Regions from separate parts of the Homo sapiens genome. Here region 2 is linked to region 1. A link is an interaction called in ENCODE POLR2A ChIA-PET data of the cell type or tissue named here. Cell type or tissue: PC-3. All regions are shown on one strand. Region 1 has its middle 49 kb from the start of LINC03011. Region 2 overlaps TYW1 (tRNA-yW synthesizing protein 1 homolog).

What was found. ChIA-PET counts read pairs that join two places held together with the same protein. Peaks named below come from ENCODE experiments on the same cell type or tissue, not always from the same donor. Only the 100,000 strongest peaks of a DNase experiment are listed, where the experiment ranks them.
Region 2: POLR2A ChIA-PET joins it to region 1 with 10 read pairs; 2 of 35 experiments call an interaction of 5 or more read pairs at or near these places.

The regions. Positions count from the first base shown.
Region 1 is chr7:66,538,249-66,546,248 of GRCh38, forward strand. It overlaps the pseudogene LOC100420547 and the pseudogene RABGEF1P1. Among named protein-coding and RNA genes, the nearest start is that of LINC03011, 49 kb to the left of the region's middle. In PC-3, no CTCF peak of the experiment used is centred here; no DNase peak of the experiment used is centred here.
Region 2 is chr7:67,016,182-67,024,181 of GRCh38, forward strand. TYW1 (tRNA-yW synthesizing protein 1 homolog) reads left to right here. Exons shown (of 16, transcript NM_018264.4): 6 at 1,672-1,962. Among named protein-coding and RNA genes, the nearest start is that of TYW1, 23 kb to the left of the region's middle. In PC-3, no CTCF peak of the experiment used is centred here; a DNase peak (open chromatin) is centred at 3,760; H3K27ac peaks cover 1,212 bases.

The DNA of each region.
Region 1 (8,000 bases):
TGCAGGAATTCAAGCAGGAGCTCGAACAATCCAGCCCCTACCAGAGCCTGCCCTACCCCATTTCCTTCAGAAACTCATGATTTAAAAAAATGTAACCTGGGCGACATGGCAAGATCCCATCTCTACAAAAAATGGAAAAATTAGCTGGGTGTGGTGGCCTGCACCTGTAGCCCCAGCTACTGCACTCCAGCCTGAATGACAGCAAGACCCTGTCTCTAACAAAAAAAAAAAAAAAAAAAAGTAATCCTCTTTCCTCTAAATTAAATAAAGAGGTAGGAAAATGCAAGAGCAGCTACAGAGAAAAATCAGTGTTCTTCCAGAGCTTGTTGACTGAGCTAGAGAATCCCACGGACAAGGTATACTGTGGGCTTTGCACAGTGTCTGCACGTAATATGGCCAAGCTTGTTTTTTATTTTTTAATTTGTTTGTTGTTAGTTTGAGACAGGGTCTAGCTCAGTTGCCCAGGCTGGAGTGCAGTGGTGCAATCATGGCGTACTGCAACCTTGACTTTCCAGGCTCAAGCGATCCTCCCACCTCTGCCTCCCAAGTAGCTGGGATTACAGGCACACACTACCATGCCCAGCTAATTTTTGTTTGTTTGTTTTTTTGTAGAGACAGGGTCTTGCCATGTTCCCCAGACTGGTTTCAAACTCCTGGCCTCAGCCTCCCAAAGTGCTGGGATTACAGGCATGAGCCACTACATCTGGTCAGTTCCTGGTGTTATTGACAAAGGCATTTAGACCCACTCCACCCCTCCCACACTCTGGAGGTGGTCAGGACGCCTCCCCAAACCGCCAGCCCCCTCAGCCAGCCCAGCCCCACTTTCCTGACACGCACACTCCCGCCACTTCTGGTTCACCGCCTGGGACCTGTGTCTCACGTAGAGCTGCCATAGTGTGCTATTGACTGCCCCGTAGTGTCACTGCTGGTTAGCCGCAGCCTGGTTTAGGGTTGCACTTCTCCCCAGACCAGGCAAGACTTGGAAGGAACAGGGGAAGTTTCCTGATTGGCTAATGAGTGTTAAGCACCTGAAATTACAGGATACTACAAGTTTCCTTGTGTCTTACTTGCCGCTCCCAACTGCCTTGGAGGTCTGTGTGATGAGCCCCAGAGTGCAGATGAGCCCACATCCTTGGAGCTTTGGGCCCCGTGTGGTGGTCACCTCCTCTGGGAAGCCCTCCCTGCTATAGGCTCCCATGGGCCATGTAAACCAGAAAGTGCCTGAAACAGGTCTCAATCGATTTAGAGATTTATTTTGCCATGGTGGAGGACACAGCCAGGAAAAAGAGACTCAAGCTGCAATAGGGTCTGTGGCCTGTGCTTTTTTCCAGAGAGGATTTTGAGGACTTTGGTATTTAAAGGGGAAAGAGGGGGGCTGGGCACAGTGGCTCACGCTTGTAATCCCAGCACTTTGGAAGGCCAAGGCAGGTGGATCACCTGAGGTCAGGAGCATAATGGGCAGCATAATGAAACCCCATCTCTACTAAAAATACAAAAAATTCAACACGCGTGGTGGCGGGTGCCTGTAATCCTGGCTACTCTGGAGGCTGAGGCACAAGAATCACTCGAACTCAGTAGGCGGAGGTTGCAGTGAGCCAAAATCATGCCACTGCACTCCAGCCTGGAAAACAGTGAGACTGTCTCAAAAAATAAAAAAATAAAAGAAGAGGAATAGTTAATGATGTATTCATCCTGTGCTCAGTAAATCTGCATTTTACATAAGATAATGTAAACAGAATAGAGGAAGTTAAATACGTATTTGTCTTGGGTGGACAGAGCGATAATTTCTATTCTTGTCTTTGTCCCCTGCCTGTGAAGATAAGCTGTGAATTTACATGACCAGGGTGAGGGAAGCCACCCGGGAGATAGGTGACCTTCTGTCTTACAGCCATCTGCTTAGGGACAAAAGGCTATTGAATGACTCAGTTCCCAAGCTTAACATTTCCCTTTGGCATAGTGAGTTTGGGGTCCCATGTTTTTTGTTTTTTCTTGAGACGGAGTCTTGCTTTGTCACCCAGGCTGGAGTGCGGTGGCGCGATCTTAGCTCACTGCAGCTTCCACCTCCCAGTTCAAGGGATTCTCCTGCCTCAGCCTCCTGAGTAACTCGGATTACAGGCACACACCACCACACCCAGCTAATTTTTTGTATTTTTAGTAGAGACACGGTTTCACCATGTTGGCCAGGCTGGTCTGGAACTCCTGACCTCAAGTGATCCACCCACCTCGGCCTCTCCACCCGGCCTGGGCCTCATCTTTGAGGGGCCTGCTAAGCTTCTTTCTATCCTGCAAGCTTCGTAGAGCTCTGACTTTGAGTCTTGCTCTGTCCCGGAATAGGAGAAGACAGAGGCGTGGCACTGTGGGCTGAAAGCAACAGATTTAGGGGAAACTATCTTTAAGACTAAGCCTTCTTTCTATAGCTACTGTCGGGGAGGCCGGGCATGGTGGTTCACATCTATAATCCCAGCACTTTGGGAGGCTGAGGCGGGCGGATCACCTGAGGCCAGGAGTTCAAGACCAGCCTGAGCAACATGGTGAAACCCTGTCTCTACTAAAAATACAAAAATTAGCCAGGCATGGTGGCAGGCACCTGTAATTCCAGATACTCAGGAGGCTGAGGCATGAGAATCAGTTGAACCCAGGAGGCAGAGGTTGCAGTGAGCCAAGATCGTACCACTGTACTCCAGCCTGAGTGACAGAGCGAGAGCGAGAGAGAGAGAGAAAGAAAGAGAGAAAGAAAGAAAGAAAGAAAGAAAAAAAGAAAAGAAAAAGAAAGAAAGATGAAAGAAAGAAAGAAAGAAAGAAAGAAAGAAAGAAAGAAAGAAAGAAAGAAAGAAAGAAAGAAGGAAGGAAAGAAAAGAAAGAAAAACTGTAGGGGAATCTGAGACACCAGGAAACCCAGGGCTCATGGTAGAGTGGAAAGACCAGGGCTTTGGGGTCGACACAGAGTACTCTTGGTGCTTAGTGGCTGTGTGACCTTGGGTAAGTTTCTTTACCTCTCTGAGCCTCTGTGTCCTTGGCTGCAGTGTCTAGGAAAGCATCTGCACACAGTGATGTGTGTGGTCCAGGCCATCCTTTCTCTGTTCTGTGCACCCACGGCCATGCCTGCTGAGAATCCTGCCACCAATGATTCCTCAGTGGCATGGGGAGAGATGGAACGTGCCGTTGCTTCCCTGCAGGTTCTAGGAGCTGGTCTTTGGGCCCAAGACTCCAACACCGTTGTCTGCATGGGATTTGGACAAGGGTGACCTTGATCCTTCCCACATCCCACTGCTGAAAGGAAGGGCCATGTTGGGCCACAGGAGATGAGAGTTCTAGGGGATGTGGAGCGTGGGGTCTTGGTGTGGCTGAATTAGAGGCATTACTCCATGAGATAGGGACACGGGAGGAGGACGTTGTCTGGAATGGCTGATATTTGCGGTGTCTTTGGGTACCCAGGGGGGCTGGTGGGCTGTGCCTGAAGACAGATGCAGCAACTCAGAGATGTGTAGAGATTCCTGAGTGTAGGTGTGGACGGACCAGGCCAGGGACCTGCAGGGTTTGGGAGGACCTGAGGGGGTGGGTGTTGGAGCCCTGGGAAAAGGAAGAACCAGGCCAAGCAGGTGCCCAGCCTCTGTCCTGTGGGAAGCTCCCTGCTCTTTGGGCAGCCCCCACATTGAGAATGGGGCCTCCATTCTGGCAGCTTGTGCACGGGAGGCCAAGCGACCCAGATAGGGTCTGCAGACTCCAAGCAGCACAGAGCACCAGCCCAGGAGATGCAGTTCCCAAGGCAGCCTCCTAAACAGAAGTGAGCTCTTCCCAGAGTTTTCAAGATTAAAAGAGCCAGGCACAGTGACTCACAACTGTAATCCCAGCACTTTCGGAGGCTGAAGCAGGAGGATCACTTGAGCCTAGGAGTTCAAGAATAGCCTGTGCAACAGAGAGAGATTCTCTCTACAAAAAATTTTAAAAAAACTTAGTCTGGCACGGTGATTCATGCCTGGAGCCCCAGCTACTAGAGAGGCTGAGTGGGGAGGACTGCTTGAGCCAAAGAGTTCAAGGCTGCAGTAAGTCATGACGGCACCACTATACTCCAACCTGGGAAACAGGGTGAAACCCTGTCTCAAAAAACAGGAGCCAGGCTGGGCACCATGGCTCACGCCTGTAATCCCAGAACTTTGGGAGGCCGAGGTGGGCAGATCACCTGAGCTCAGGAGTTCAAGACCAGCCTGGCCAACATGGCAAAACCCCATCTCTACTAAAAATACAAAAATTAACCGGATGTGGTGGCAGGCGCCTGTAGTCCCAGCTCTCAGGAGGCTGATGCACGAGAATGGCTTGAACCTGAGAGGCAGAGGTTGCAGTGAACCGAGACTGCGCCACTGCACTCCAGACTGGGCAACAGAGTGAGACTGTGTCTTGGAAAAACAAAGAGAAAAAAAAAAGGAGTCATTTTGTTCCAACGACTCATCAGTCTGCTCTGCCCTGCCTCATCCGGCCCTAGCTCCCTGCCTGCTTCTAGCTTCACCCCCCTCAACATCTCACCCTTACCCAACCTGCCTGCCCCAGAGGCCCAGCCCATGTGAACCCATGCTTCTCAGAGAGATTTCCTGTTGGACATGCAAACCAGCCTTCCTGCAATCCCAGCCCCATCCTCAACCCTGGCACAAACCCACAGGCTGCTGCAGAGCTCTGCCCCAGACCCCATCTCCAGCCCAACCACCCCTCAGCCTTACAGCCCAGCTCAGGCCCCGTCTCCAGGGCTAACTGACCCCAGCAGCAACTCTAGGCTACAGGGAGGGGAGAGCGGAGCACGCCGGGGCTCAAGCAGCAGATAAGCCGTGACAGTTGCCAGGGCAGTGAGCAGGGAGAATGCATAGCCCCCACACTCCCAGACACAGTCTGTTTCCCATTCACAGACCTTGGCCAGCGAGCAGTCAGGGGATTTCCAACAGCCCAGCACAGTGACACCGGCCCCTGTGCACGGACCCCGCTAGGCCCATCAGTTGTCTCCCCTGTACCACCCCCAAGTTCAGCCACTTCCAGGACAAGGGATCTTTCTTTTTTTTTCTTTTCTTTTTTTTGTTTTTTGGAGACGGAGTTTCGCTCGTCACCCAGGCTGGAGTGTAATGGCGTGATTTCGGCTCACTGCAACCTCTGCCTTCCGGGTTCAAGCAGTTCTCCTGTCTCAACCTCTTGAGTAGTTGGGATTACAGGTGCCCGCCACCACACTCGGCTAATTGCTGTATTTTTAGTAGAGATGGGGTTTTGCCATGTTGGCCAGGGTGATCTGCCCGTCTCAGCCTCCCACAGTGCTGGGATTACAGGCGTGAGCCGCCACACCTGGCCAGCATAGGATCTTTCACCCTTGAGTGCCTGTGCATGGCTGGTCCTTCTGCCCCGGTGTCTTCACACTGCCACTCCATCCTTCACAAACTCCTACCTGCCTTTTCAGAGCCCATTTTTTTTGTTGTTGTTTTCATTTTTATTTGAGACAGGTCTCTGTCTCCCAGGCTGCAGTGCAGTGACATGATCTCTGCTCACTGCAACCTCCACCTCCCAGGCTCAGGCGATTCTCCTGCCTCACCCTCCCGAGTAGCTGGGACTACAGGTGCCTGCCACCACGCCCAGCTAATCTTTTTGTATTTTTAGTAGAGACGGGGTTTCACCATGTTGGCCAGGCTGGTTTTGAACCCTTGGCCTCAAGTGATCTGCCTGCCTCTGCCTCCCAAAGTGCTGGGATTATAGGCATGAGCCACCAATGTCAGGCCTTGAGAGCCCATTCAAGCATCCTGCTCTCCTGGGGGAGGTCTCCCCAGACTTGCCCAGACAGGATGGGCATCCTCATTCATGCCCCTTGTCTCCTAAGTGTGTCTGTTGTACTTTGGTGACCAGGTGACACCCCCTCTGGCTGGGAGACCCTCAGGGGAGCAGCCCTGCCTCTTTAGGTTGTTTTGTGCCCAACACAGGGCCTATGCTGGGGACACTGATAAGAAAATGTCGGATGGGCTGGCCACCGTGGCTCACACCTGTAATTCCCGAACTTTGGGAGGCCAAGACGAGGATCGCTTGAGGCCAGGAGTTCAAGATCAGCCTGGGCAACATAGTGAGACTCCATCTCTACCAAAAATTTAAAAAATTAGGTATGGTGGCACACATCTGTATTCCCAACCACTCAGGAGGCTGAGGCAGTATGGATCACTTGAGCCTGGTATTTGGAGGCTGCCGTGAACTATCTGATTGCACCGCTGCCTTCCAGCCTGGGTGACAGAGCAAAACCATGTCTCAAAGAAAGAAAAATGGATGGATGGACAGACCAACAACTGGGGCTAGAAACCAGCTACAGCCAGGCACAGTGGCTCACGCCTGTAATCCCAACACTTTGGGAGGCCAAGGCGGGTGGATCACCTGAGCCCAAGAGTTTGAGACCAGCCTGAGCAACATGATGAAAACCCGTCTCTACTAAAAAATACAAAAATTAGCTAGGCATGGTGGTGCGGTGCCTGTGATTCCAGCTACTTGGGGGGCTGACGCAGGAGAATCACTTGAACCTGGGAGGTGGAGGTTGCAGTAAGCTGAGATCGCGCCTCTGCACTCCAGCATGGGCAACAGAGCGAGACTCTGTCTCAAAAAATAAATTAATTAATTAATTAAATAAAATAAATACGTAACTAAACAAACAAACAGCTGCATGGGAGTAGGCAGGGCCTGCAGAGAATGTTTTGGCAGGTCAGGGATGCCTGGTGGGAGAAGCAGCAGGTCTGGTGGCCAAGCCAGTGCCAACTCTCAGGCCCCCTTGTCTTCCTCTTTAGATGAAGATGATACCAACAGACTTGGGGAGGTGATCCTGCAGGAGCAGGTGAAGGAACTCTTCAACGAGAAATACAGTCAGTGTCTGTGGTCAGGGTCAGCACACCAAGCCCTCCTCCCGGGGAAAGGGGGAGGCCCTCCCTCCCTCTGCAGCCAGCCTAGCCTTCAGGAGCCCCCAGCTGGCCTGCCTGCTCCCTGGGGACATGGCTGCTCTGCCCATGACCCACATTTTGTGTATGTTGATTTTCTTTTTTTTTTTTTAAACAGCGTCTCACTCTGTTGCCCAGGCTGGAGTACAGTGGTGCAATGTCTGCTCACTGCAGCCTCCACCTCATGGGCTTAGGCAATCCTCCTGCCCCAGCCTCTCAAGTAGCTGGGACTACAAGCGTGCGCCACCACTCCCGGCTAATTTTTCTATTTTTAGTAGAGACGAGGTTTCACCATGTTGCCCAGACTGGTCTTGATCTTCTGGGCTCAAGCGATCCACCCGCCTTGGCCTCCCAAAGTGCTGGGATCGCAGGTGTGAGCCACCACCTGACATCCCTTTCCGGAACCCCAACACGTACGACATCCACTGGCTGGAGAAGATCCTGAAGGCCCGAAAGCATGTCCACATGGTCATCATTAGCCAGCTGCAGTGAGTGCCCAGCCTCTGGAACGGGGAACAGAGAGGGCAAGACCATGGGGAGGGTGAAAGTCAAGGTCATGGTGGGTCAGCTGGGATCCAGACCCAGGTGTACTACAATAGTTCCTGCCTCTTTCTCCTGAAACATACAACTTCAACACTTATGGACATTTACTTATTTTTAAAGATTTTTTTTTTTTTAGATATTATATTTGTTCTCTGGGGAAGAAACAAAAACATGTTTTAATTAAATTTGACTGTTTCTGACTATACAATTCTGATTTTTAACATTTAAATATAAATACGTTTGTATTTAAATATCAATGTTTAAATATAAATATGAATATTTATTATATTTTTTAAAATAATTATAATTCCATAGTCTCAGTGATTACCTTTTTTTCTTTTTTTTTGAGACAGGGTCTTGCTCTGTCACCGAGGCTGGAGTGCAGTGGCACGATCTCAGCTCACTGCAACCTTCACCTCCTGGCTTCAACCCATTCTCATGCCTCAGCCTCCCAAGTAGCTGGGATTACAGGTGTGCACCACCACCCTGGCTAATTTTTGTATTTTTTGGTAGAGATGGAGT
Region 2 (8,000 bases), 480 kb after region 1:
AGGGATGGGCCCTGCCTAGCTGTCTGTCTCTGGTGGAGTGTGAGTGACGGTGGAGGTGGGGAGTTTTTTTTAAAAGCTGTTTACGGCCGGGCGCAGTGGCACACTCCTGTAATGCCAGCACTTTGGGAGGCAGAGGCGGGCGGATCACCTGAGGTCGGGAGTTCGACCCCAGCCTGACCAACATGGAGAAACCCCATCTCTACTAAAAATACAAAATTAGCCGGGCGTGGTGGTGCATGCCTGTAGTCCCAACTACTTGGGAGGCTGAGGCAGGAGAATCACTTGAACCCGGGAGGTAGAGTTTGCAGTGAGCCGAGGTCGTGCCATTGCACTCCAGCCTTGGTAACAAGAGTGAAACTCTGTCTCAAAAAAAATAAATAAATAAAATAAAAGCTGTTTTCATTCTATTGTTGTGTCACAATGTAGATTTTGCTCCATATTTTCATTAAAAACATTTTTGATTATGTGTTTTTTGAGAGAGGGTCTCACCATGTTGCCTAGGTTGGAGTTCAGTGGCTTGCTGCAGCCTCGACCTCCCTGGGCTCAGGTGATCCTCCCACCTTAGCCTACTGAGTAGCTGGGACCACAGGCGCCCACCACACATCCAGCTAGTTTTTGTATTTTTTGTAGAGATGGGGTTTTACTTTGGTGCCCAGGCTGGTGTTGAACTCGGGCTTGAGCATTCTTCTCACCCCGGTCTCCCAAGGTGCTGGAATTATAGGCGTGAGCCACTGCATCTGGCCTCTCCCCATATTTTCAAATAAATTAGACTATGATTGGGAAAATTCAGATATGTAAATTTTTTTTTTTTTTTTTTTTTTGAGACAGAGTCACTCTCTTGCCCAGGCTGGAGTGCAATGGCACAATCTCGGCTCATTGCAACTTCTGCCTCCAGGGTTCAAGGAATTCTCATGACTCGACCTTACAAGTAGCCTGAATTATAGGCATGTGCCACCATGCCCCACTAATTTTTGTATTTTTAGTAGAGATGGGGTCTCACCGTGTTGGCCAGGCTGGTCTTGAACTCCTGGCCTGAAACAATCTGCCTGCCTCAGCCTCCCAAAGTGCTGGGATTACAGACATGAGACACTTCGCCTGGCGTAGATACGTAAATATTTTGTTTAATGCCTTGCCACTCAGGAAGCTTATTAAGTTTTTGAACTCTTAACTATGCCTCTGATAACTCCTGTTCCTCAGCTTAATTGCTTCATATCACAGTGAAATAAATTACTGAGTTTAGGAAATTACGAATCTTGCCAAATTGATTACATTTTCATTTTATAACTGAGTAGGCTTAGGCCCCATAGGCTTTGTTACATTTTTGGAACTCATTTATTTTGTTAACTCCTGTTTTGTTCTTATCATGATATAGAATGGTAGGTTTCAAATTTTTTTTTTTAGTCATTAATCCTTCATTTGATAAAGGGGGTTTGTTTGTCCTTTTGTTTAAAAAAATAAATCTAAGGCAGAAAAGTAGAATACATAAAATGACCCTCTTCTGGGTCAAGGCTGGAGCTTGAAGGCTTGAAGGTCATTTTGCCAGCAATTTCCTCTTCCTTAGCGGCAGCCCATGACCAGGGGCCTCGGAAGGACTTTGGGCTTTTGCAGAGCAGTCTGGAAAACCCTGATTTAGAGAACCGTGCTTTTAGCCTATCTATCTTTTCCTCACAGGTTGGCAAAAATGTTGACAAGTGGCTCTGGATGCTTGGCGCGCATCGTGTGATGAGTCGAGGGGAGGGCGACTGCGACGTGGTTAAAAGCAAGCACGGCAGCATTGAGGCCGACTTCAGAGCATGGAAGACCAAGTTCATCTCCCAGCTGCAGGCACTTCAGAAAGGGGAGAGAAAGAAGTCCTGTGGCGGCCACTGCAAGAAAGGCAAATGTGAATCTCACCAACATGGCTCAGAGGAGAGGGAGGAAGGATCTCATGAGCAGGATGAATTGCATCATAGAGACACCGAGGTATACCGCCTGTGTGTTCATCTCTCGAGGCTTTCCTCTTCTGCTTGGAGATCTCGAGCTTGACCTCTTTCTCAATAAACCATCTCGTTGGCTTCTGGTTAGAAGGAAGATCTGGCTGAGTGCAGTGGCTCGCACTTGTAATCCCCACACTTTGGGAGACCAAGGTGGGGGTATTGCTTGAGTCCGGGAGTTCAAGACCAGCCTGGGCAACATAGCAAGACCCTATCTTTACCACAATAATTTTAAATTTAGCAAGGCATGGTGGTGCATGCCTGTTGTCTCAGCTACGTAGGAGGTGGAGTTGGGAGGATTGCTTGAGCCCAGGAGTTTGAGACTGCAGTGAGCTGTGATCATGCCACTGCCCTCCAGCCTGGGCAACAGAGTGAGACCCTGCCCCAAAAACAAAGACAGAAACAATAACAAAAAAAGAAGGAAGATGTGAAACTCATGTGGTGGTGTTTCAGAGAGAGAGAGAGGCCTTAGGAATTAAGCCATATCGTGCTAGATGCTTTCCAGAATCTCTTCTTTAGGCCGGGCACGGTGGCTCACGCTTGTAATCCCAGCACTTTTGGGAGGCCAAGGTGGGTGGATCACTTGAAGTCGGGAGTTCGAGACCATTCTGGCCAACGTGGCGAAACCCCATCTCTACTAAAAATACAAAAATTAGCCAGGTGTGGTGGCGGGCACCTGTAATCCCAGCTACTTGGGAGGCTGAGGCACGAGAATCGCTTGAACCCGGGAGGTGGAGGTTCCAGTGATCTGAGATCATGCGACTGCACTCCAGCCCGGGCGACAGAGTGAGACTCAGTCTCAAAAAAAAAAAAAAAAAAGAAAAAAACAAAATACTGGGCCTCCCAAAATACTGGGATTACAGGCGTGACCCACCGTGCCCAGCCTTAACGTTTTCAATTGCTTTACCTCTCACTCACTCTTGTAACCCGACTGGCCAAACCCCAAGCCAGGCTGAAACCATCCCCTTCACATCAGCCTTCCCCGTGTCTGCTGCTGATTGTTTGACTATAGATTCACGACCACGGGCTCAAGTTTAGACTCAGAAGTGCTCTACAGGCTCACACCTTCCCTTGCAGATTCCCCTTCTTACTCTCCAAGTTGACTGTTTCATACTCATTTCCTCCCCAACCCTTCCCCCAGCTCCCATCTCCTGCCTCAGCCTCCTGAGTAGCTGGGATTACAGGCACGTACCACTACGCCCAGCTAATTTTTGTATTTTTTTAATAGAGATGGGGTTTCATCATGTTGGTTAGGCTGGTCTCGAACTCCTGACCTCAGGTGATCTGCCCGCCTCGGCCTCCCAAAGTGCTGGGATTACAGGCATGAGCCACCATGCCCAGACCGTTTTGTAAATTAGAGACAGTGTCTCACTATGTTGCCCAGGCTAGTCTCTAACTCCTGGCCTCGAGCAAACCTCCCATCTTGGCCTCGGACAGCGCTGGGATTGGGATTACAGGGGTGAGCCACTGCACCTAGCCAAAATATATAAATATAATTTAAAGAGTTTATTTGAGCCAAAATGAGGGCAGCTGTCTCAGACACACTTTGCAGCTGAAGGGACTGCTCCATTAGCTTTTGTTACAAGCAGGTTTTTAAAAGCAAAGGGAACAAGGAGTGGTCGATACCAAGTTGTTGGACAGAAATTCTCATTGCTTTATAGCGATAATATTGATTAGTGATTAGCTATGCACTGTTGAATGACAGGATATGAGGTATGGTGTGCAATGCAAATAGCATTTTATGGCTACCTGGAGTCAGTCAGTCTGAGTCAAGCCCACAGAGCAGATGGCTTCAAGAGATAATTACTTAGCTCAACAGGAAGTGATATGACAGATGTTTCATTCCAATTTCATTTCAGTCCAAGCTATGACTGCAATGAAATTGGAATGAAACATCAATTTCAATTCAGGTTATGGGTCCCATAAGTTAAAGAGCTTACAGCCAGTGTGGAGGCTCATGCCTATAATCCCAACACTTTGGGAGGCCAAGGTGGGTGGGAGGATTGCTGGAGGCTAGGAGTTCAAGATCAGCCTGGGCAAAATAGTGAGACCCTGTTTCCACAAAAACAAAAATTAAAAGTAGACAGGATGGTGGCTCAGGCCTGTAAATCCCTGCTACTCAGGAGGCCGAGGCAGGAGGATCACTTGAGCTCAGGAGTTCAAAGCTGCAGTGAGCTATGATCAAGCAGTTCTCCTGCCTCAGGCTCCCGAGTAGCTGAGACTACAGACGCCCGCCACCACGCCCAGCTAATTTTTTATGTTTTTAGTAGATACCGGCTTTCACCACATTAGCCAGGATGGTCTCAATCTCCTGACCTCGTGATCCACCTGCCTCGGCCTCCCAAAGTGCTGGGATTACAGACGTGAGCCATTGTGTCCGGCCAAGTAATCTTAAAAATACAAATCAGACCATGTTAACCTCCTGTTTAAAAGTGATTTTTCATTGCTGCTGCTTTCATAAAAACTTCGTTGCTTAGTGTGACCTTAGCACCTAATCTGACTCTTGAATTTCTCCATTGTCATCCTATTATTCTCTCTCTTCCTCTCCAGCCTCTAGCTACGTGGTCTCCTTGGTTCTAAAAATATTTGTCAAGGCTGGGCGCGGTGGCTCATGCCTATAATCCCAGCACTTTGGGAATCCAAGGCAGGCGGATCATGAGGTTGGGAGTTCGAGACCAGCCTGACCAACATGGTGAAACCCTGTCTCTATTAAAAATACAAAAATTAGCTGGGTATGCTGGCAGGCACCTGTAATCCCAGCTACTCGGGAGGCTGAAGCAGGAGAATCGCTTGAACTTGGGAGGTGGAGGTTGCAGTGAGCCGAGATTGCGTCACTGCACTCCAGCCTGGGTGACAGAGCGAGACGCTGTCTCCAAAAAAAATAAAAAACAAATTTGTCAAATGAGTTTGAATATCCAACTTTGTGCTCACCTGTTACTCTTTAGTTCAGGCCAACATCTTTTCTTCCCTAGGGGATTGTCATACGTTGTTCAGATTTATCCTTGTCTATATTCTTGTTTCCCTTAAATTACCTTCTGTCTTCCCAGTTGAGTGAGCTATTGAAGTGCAGGTCTGTGTTACTTCTCTGTTCAGACCATGTTAGACGCTTCTCATTCTCTCTTTCCAGGACAGGCAAGATCCTTTGCAGTCCGGCCCACATCTTTCTCTGCTACATTTTCTTCCCATGTCATGTGCTTTATTCTCCATCTGCTGGTACTTTCTGAGTGACTGATAGTAGCTGCATGCCTCCTGGTGCTTGCCTAAGTGACTTTGCCCATCCCCTTCCAACAGCGTTCCCACATGTCTTTCCCTGGCTGGGCCTGTTTACTTACCCTTCACATTTGACTCAGGTATCGTCTCATTCGGGCAGCCACCCGTAGATTTGGAGCCCACTGCATGGCTCCTTTTCGTATTCCTAAACCCTTTCATTAAAGCATTTCCCCTTTCGATGTAGTATCTGTGTGTCTCTTACTGGATTGGAATCTTTGTGAGGACCAGGGGAATGTGTCGCATTAATTTTCAAGCACTACTGGCTACCATGAGTATATGCAGTGTTCAAGATAACTTTTGAAGTTTCCCAAGGTCACAGAACCAAGTTAGCAGTTTTGATTTGATTTGATGTGAAGATGAAATAGGTTCCTTTTGGAAAAAGTAAATTCTCGACATGAGTCTTTCCATTAGAAACTTGAGTCTAAGGAGAAGTTATCAAGAAGAGTCTAGGACAAGGACCAGCAAACAGGCTCACTGGCCAGATCCAGCCTATTGCCTGTTTTTCTTTTGAGACAGGGGCTGGTCTGTTCCCCAGGCTGGAGTGCAGTAGTGCATAGCTCACTGCAGCCTCTAACTCCTGGGCTCAAGTGATCCTCCTATCTCAGCCTCCTGAGTAGCTGGGCCTACAGGCATGCACCATCATGCCCAGCTAAGTTTTTTTAATTTTTTGTAGAGATGAGGTCCCACTGTGTTGCCCAGGCTGGTCTCAAACTGCTGAGCTCAAGCGATCCTCCTGCCTTGGCCTCCCAAAGTGTTGGGATTATAAGTGTGAGCCACTGCACCCAGCTTGTTTTTTAATTTTTTAAAATAAAAGTTTTGGAAGCATAGCCATGTTCATTCATTTATGTATTGTCATAGCTGCTTTGGTGTTAGAGGGGCAGATTTGCATAGTAAAGACAGGATTGTATGCCCCACAAGGTCAGAAATACTTACAATTTGGTGTTTTACAGTAAAAGTTTACTGACTTCTTGTCCAGGATAACATGGTGAGATTGGACTAGATGATCCCTGATGTCTCTTCTGTGTCTAATATTCTGAAATTTATTGGAAATGATGAGGTAGGAGCATAGGGCACATGGGCAATACGGAACTTCTTGCAATTCTAGGAAAATGAGTGCATCAGGAGATCCTAATACTGAAGGTATTGTTATATATTTAGACAAACTGGTTGGGAGACACTGGACTAGAAGATCTAAAAATGGACTAATTGTTAGCAAGTATGTTTCACGTGGTGTACTTGTCTCTTCTTGACAGCTTGGGCATGAGGCTGGGATATCAGGGTGGAGTTAACTGGCAGAGACTTTCTGTTGAAGCTGGGCTAAATTAAAGAACACATTCATACACTTATTTCTGGGAACAATTTATTTTGTCATCTGGAAGCAAGGCAGAGAAGACTACTCATTTATTGACAAAGCAAAAGAGAACCAGAGAGCCAGCCACAGCGCCACTTCTGTAGTCTCAGGCTTGGTTTCAAATAGGAGAGCGTAAGATCGTCCGTGATAATCCTATCATCTGGCACAGGACAGGCGTGACCTCGTCTAAGAGGGGCTGTTTTATTTTGTATTGAACACTTATCAGCAGCATCTGATTATATGACATCTCTCTGCTATACTGTGGGGCATATTGGCCAGCATATGAAGGTTATTGACATTTTGTTTCTTTTAATTTAATTTTTTTCTTTTCTTTTTTTTGAGATGGAGTCTTGCTCTGTTGCCAAAGCTGGAGTGCAGGGTCACGATCTCGGCTCACTGCAACCTCCACCTCCTGGGTTCAAGCAATTCTCCTGTCTCAGCCTTTGGAGTAGTTGGGACTACAGGCGCATGCCACCACGCTCGGCTAATTTTTGTATTTTTAGTAGGGACAGAGTTTCACCATGTTGGTCAGGCTTGTCTCGAACTCTTGACCTCAGGTGATCCATCTTCCTTGGCCTCCCAAAGTGCTGGGATTACAGGAGTGAGCCACTGTGTCCGGCCCGTTTCTTTTAAAGTGACCCTTGAGTTACTGAGAAAGTACCTGCTGTTGAAAACAAAGAACTACTTCACCTCTTAAAAATCTCTTTATCAGCTGGGCACGGTGGCTCACATTTGTAACCCCAGCAATTTGGGAGGCTGAGGCGGGCGCGTCACCTGAGGTCAAGAGTCTGAGACCAGCCTGGCTGACATGGTGAAACCCTGTCTCTACTAAAAATACAAAAATTAGCTGGGTGTGATGGTGCATGCCTGTAGTCCCAGCTACTCTGGAGGCTGAGGCATGAGAATTGCTTGAACCAAGGAGGTAGAGGTTGCAGTGAGCCAAGATCACGCCACTGCACTCCAGCCTGGGTGACAGAGCAAGACTCAACAACAACAACAAAAACAACAACAACAAAGAACAAACAAAAAAATCTCTCTAACGTTTTATTCTGCCTTATCCTCAATTGGAGAAAGGGATGAAGGCTGCCACGTATTAGCTGTGATTTCTTAACTTCTCTACCTTTAATTTCCTCATCTATGAGATGATGTTGAACCTGTCTACATCATAAGTAGTTAAGGATGAAATGAATGGGTATATGAACATTGTGTTGGGGACGTAGTAGATACTCAGCAAATGTGTCTTCCCAGTGATGTCACATTTCCTCTACTTCTGCTTGGTATGTGTCTCGTTCCCCTGAGCCCAGCTCATGTCACTGTGACGTGAGAGGGCAGGTGAAGTGTTAGTTGTTCCCACTCCATCATGCCCTTTCACAGTTGTTAGTCTGATGCTAAAGACTTAAGATTTA